2 separate regions of the Homo sapiens genome follow, and region 2 is linked to region 1. The links are chromatin loops, found by intact Hi-C in ENCODE. Cell type or tissue: CD14-positive monocyte. All regions are shown on one strand.

Region 1 (2,500 bases):
CAGAACATTTCTGTGTTTAAAGACCACTCCCAGAAGGAGAGATCAGCAGGAGAGAATCATAACCACAGATCAGTGAGGTAAGAAAACGACCAAGAACACTGAGCCAGAGGCCTGGGTGACAAGTTCAATTTCCAGCTAATTAGCCTGCCTTCAAAGTCGTCTTGCTGGGGAAATAGTCAAATGTACTATTGATTAGAGGGCAATTCTCACTATTTCCACACACTGAAATGACACTTATGGTACTGGGATGCACAAAGGAAGTTGCTCACAGCCCTGGTCAACCCATGTAGGACAGAGGCCCAGTTCCACTCTCCAGCAGGAAAGAGAATGGGTTTCCTGGCACATCTGAGTTGAGAAACTGTTGGCAAGCTCTGAATTAGAATATGGTGTGGCAAGTACTACAATGAAAGCATTTACAGTGTACTATGTATGGAAGGCCCAAAATGGGTGACAACCAGAAGCATCCTAGGGGAAAGTCTGAAATGGATTTTGAAAAATTAAGTGGGTATTAGCTGAAGGAAACAGGGAAGTCTAGGCAGAGACCAGCACTATGAGGGCCCAGAGTCCTGAACTAGCTAGGAATCCCAGGGTATGTGAAGTCGGAGAAGAGGGCACAGGTCAGATCCAGCCTGCCCTCTGTGCCTGCTACCATTCTTCCCACCATCCCTCTCACCTCTACCACAACCTCCTGTTTTACCCCTACACATAACCCCATCTTCCTTGACTCTCCCTCAGTTTCCCTTTGTCATTTTGAGCCATACCCTATGTCTGTAAGCCTCTCCCTATACACATTCCTGTATTTCGCCACATGGGAGGCTAAAGAGAATAAAAATGAATGTTACGGAAGTTGTTGATTTTACAGTATTTGTTTTAAAGTGCTCAGAAGAGAGGTTGGGTATGGAGGCTCATGCCTGTAAACCCAGTGCTTTAAGAGGCCAAGGCAGGAGGATCACTTGAGGCCAGGGGTTTGAGTCCAGCCTGGGCAACATTAGCGAGACTTTGTCTCTACAAAAAAACTCTTTTTTTAAGTGCTTAGAATAGAGCTATGAGAGCAAGCATTTAATTTGGATACTAATCCAGGAAAAAAAAAGTTGCACTGAATGTTTTAGCAAAGGCATCTCATACTATTTAAGAATACACAGAATTTCAAAAATACTGTAATGTAAGACAAAAAGTCCTTTTCGTCTCCAGAAGAAATTTAAAAAGGAAAATAAAACTGCATCTGCATCCTTTTAAGGTACCTGATACTTGCTGTCATTTTACCCTTTATTTCTCAGTTAACTAAGGTGGCAGCCTGTCTGCTGCTCCTGCAATTCACACATGCCACCACAAGATGGCATGTGTTTCCATCCAGTCTGCAGTCCAGCCATGGTTTCCAACCTGTACTTAAGTAGTGCCAGTGGGGTCTGTTGCCATTTCCATTACTTTTTAAAAAAAATAAACAAATTGTTGATCTCTCCTTCAAAAAATGGATCCAAATCCTCTAAATAATTATCAGCATGTGAAGTTCTCAGGAGAGACTGCATTACCGTATCTTTGACTTAGGTACAATCATGTTCCTCACTCAGCTGAACGTTCCAACATTATACAGTTTGGAATTATTTTCATGCTCAGCCATATACTGCTCTTTTACGTATACTAGACAGTTATATTAAGAACCACTGGTTATCAGACCCATGTTTAAAAACATTAGATGTATGATGTATAACTTTAAAATGTATCATGAAATAGCGTATTTTTCTTACATAATTAAACACTGTGCATTATCTGTAATGGAAAATGTCCTCTTTTGTCTTTTCCTAGTTACTATTACAGAGTATATGTAAAATTAACCTCAATGGAATTAATCAAAAATATTTCCAAATATTCTACATTATTTCTTGAGGGGAATTTAGAATACAGACATAACTCAGAGATGCTATAGGTTCAACTCTAGACCATTACAATAAAGTATCTCAATAAAGTGAGTCATGTGAATTTTTTGGTTTCTCAATGCATATAAAAGTTATGTTCACACTATACTGTACTCTATTATGTGTGCAATAGTATTATGTCTAAAAGAACAAGGTATACATACCTTAATTTAAAAATACTTGTTGCTAAAAAAAAAATGCTAATGATCATCTGGGTCTTCAGTGAGTTGTAACCTTTTTGCTGGTAGAGGGTCTTGACTTGATGTTCATGGCTGCTGACTGATTAGAGTGGTGGCTGCAGAAGTTTGGGGTGGCCGTGGCAATTTCTCAAAATAAGACGACAGTGAAGTTTCCCACACCAATTGAATCTAACTTTCACAAAAGATTTCTCTGCAGCATGTGATGCTGTTTGATAGCGTTTTACTCACAGAACTTCTTTCAAAATTGTAGGCCAATCATCTCAAACCTTGCCCCTGCTTTATCACCTAAGTTTACGTGCTGTTTATTCTAAATCCTCTGTTGTTATTTCAACACTGTTCATAGCCATCTCAAGAAACTACTTTCTTTGCTCAGCCTTGCTCAGCCGT
Region 2 (2,500 bases), 760 kb after region 1:
ATTGCACCTGTGCCACCTTTCACTTTGAGGATGCCTGCCACACCTTCAGGATCACGTCTTAGGGTGAGGTCCAATTGGAGAGGGAGCCTGTTAGCTTCATGCCAATCACCTTGGGGCACTTCATCTCCTAGGGGATCTCAGCCATGATGTCCACAGCATCGGCACCCCCAACTCCAATGCAGATTCCCCCCAGGCCGCCACCACTGGGGGTGTGGGAGTCAGTGCCAATCAGAAGAACCCTAAGGTATGCATAGTTTTCCAGAATAATCTAATGAATGATTCCAGATCCAAGCCTCCAGCAGTCCACGCCATATTTGGCACCTGCAGTTGCCAGGAAATTATAAACTTCCTGGTTGATGTCCTTGGCCTGGCGCAGGTCTTTCTCGCCTCCGAGCTGGGCCTCTTTCAGATGGTCACAGTGGATGGTGGACGGCATGGCCACCTTGGGCAGCCCACTGCTGATGAACTGCAGCATGGCCACGTGGTCCGGCCACAGCCACAGGTGTCTTGCCCTGCTCGATTTCCTGGCTGGCCGGGTCATCCAGGTGTCCATACACGATCTTCTCCAAGAGGGTCAGAGGCCAGTTCAGTCGTTTGCAAACAATGTTAATGTTCTTCTCTAGCAGGTCATAGTGGATGTACTCATTGGGCTCAAAGTGGCTCATCGCCATCTTGGCCCGTTGGCACAGGACTGAGGCCACATGGTATTGCCGCACACCCAGAGCTTTCTGCAGCCGGGTCACCAGTGGGCTGTAGGGAGCCATTTTGTGCACTGACAAAGATGAGGTCGTGTGAATCTACCTCTTTATCAGCGATGTCAATCTCTCCGGTTGGCTGCTCCAAGACGCCATCCCTAACCCCGTCTGGTTAGGGATGAGATGAGACGCCTCTTCTCACTGTTGTCACATCAGCCTGAGCAACCTCATCACACGGACTCTCTGTCGCTTGCTCATCGCCCACCAGACATCCAGGACCTCTGTGTGGCTGGCAGATGAGTGAGCATGAAGTGTGCGGATCTGGGAAGCCTCTGGGCTCCGGCACCAGACACACCTGGCATGATTCCTGCCTCCTCCGGTTGCTGGCTGGAAACCCTTTCACCAGACGCCTAGGTTGCTTAAGGTTCATTTTCCTCATCCGCAAAGTGAACATCCTGTTACTCATCTTGCAGGGATGATGGAAATACTGAATTATATCTACAAATAATTGCATATATTAACAATGTCAGCCACATAGTAAATTTTCATTCCTTGCATATATCGCCACCTAGTGGACATCTTTAACCAATAAGATTAAATCCGCTTGGACATTCCAGGCACGATTTCACACTCCTCCTTTCCATCCTGCCATCCTCAGCAACTCGCTGGATACACCTGGACTGGTGCTGTCCGGCCTGCAGGCCGCCAGCCCCATGTGGCTGCTGACCACTTCAGCTGTGGCTAGTTGGAATGGAGACGCGCCCTCAGTGTAAAAGGCATACTGGGTTTTGAAGACTTAGTAGGTGCAAAAGAATGTAAAATACTCCAACAATTTTTTTTTTTTTCTGAAATGGACTTTCACTCTTGTTGCCCAGGCTGGAGTGCAATGGCGCAATCCCGGCTCACCACAACCTCTGTCTCCCAGGTTCAAGCGATTCTCCTGCCTCAGCCTCCTGAGCAGCTGGGATTACAGGCATGCACCACCACGACCAGCTAATTTTGCATTTTTAGGGGAGATGGGGTTTCTCCATGTTGGTCGGGCTGGTCTTGAACTCCTGACCTCAGGTGATCCACCCGCCTCGGCCTCCCAAAGTGTTGGGATTACAGGCGTGAGCCACCGTGCCCAGCCCTCAACAATCATTTAAAATATTGATTATGTTATTATAATTATTGTCATATTTCTTTTTACCTTTTTAAATGAGGCTGCTAATGGCCAGATGCAGTGGTTCATGCCTGTAATCCCAGCACTTTGGGAGCCGAGGCGGGGTGATTACCTGAGGTCAGGAGTTCGAGACCTGCCTGGCCAACATGGCAACACTCTGTCTCTACTAAAAATACAAAAATTAGCAGGGCATGGTGGTGCACACTTGTCATTCCAGCTACTTGGGAGGCTCAGGCAGGAGAATCGCTTGGGTGCAAGAGGCGGAGATTGCAGTGAGCTGAGATCGGCTGAGATCGTGCTGCTGCACTCCAGCTTGGGCGACAGAGCAAAACTCCGTCTCAAAAAAAAAGAAAAAAAGAAGCTGCTAAAAACTTTAAATTGCATATATGGCTCAGCTTTGGGGCCTGCATCATATTTCTATTGGACAGTGAGTGCTATTCTACTCTCAAAAAAGAATCTGGAGGCTTGTGTCAATTCATTCACTAAGTGTGTGTGTATGTAGGCGGGTGTTTCAACCCTCATGATTGACACTTTTCGAAGAGGCCACAGATAAGGAGCCAAACTATACCCAGAGATGTTCCAAGCTGGATAACTGTGTGTCACAGAGAGGCTTCAACAAAAACAGGAGTCAAAGTCACTTGTT

Evidence for each region. A loop is a pair of places that touch in the nucleus more often than their neighbours do. Peaks named below come from ENCODE experiments on the same cell type or tissue, not always from the same donor. Only the 100,000 strongest peaks of a DNase experiment are listed, where the experiment ranks them.
Region 2: it touches region 1 in a loop (4-fold over the local background); 34 of 110 quality-filtered maps call a loop at or near these places.

What each region holds. Positions count from the first base shown.
Region 1 is chr1:236,867,887-236,870,386 of GRCh38, reverse strand. The region is part of intron 22 of MTR (5-methyltetrahydrofolate-homocysteine methyltransferase); the gene reads right to left. Among named protein-coding and RNA genes, the nearest start is that of MTR, 74 kb to the right of the region's middle. In CD14-positive monocyte, CTCF peaks have their summits at 1,109 and 1,319 (motif pointing right); DNase peaks (open chromatin) are centred at 266 and 1,336; H3K4me3 peaks cover 339 bases; H3K27ac peaks cover 1,060 bases.
Region 2 is chr1:236,108,325-236,110,824 of GRCh38, reverse strand. It overlaps the pseudogene ACO2P2. Among named protein-coding and RNA genes, the nearest start is that of GPR137B, 33 kb to the left of the region's middle. In CD14-positive monocyte, CTCF peaks have their summits at 1,087 and 1,292 (motif pointing left); a DNase peak (open chromatin) is centred at 1,284.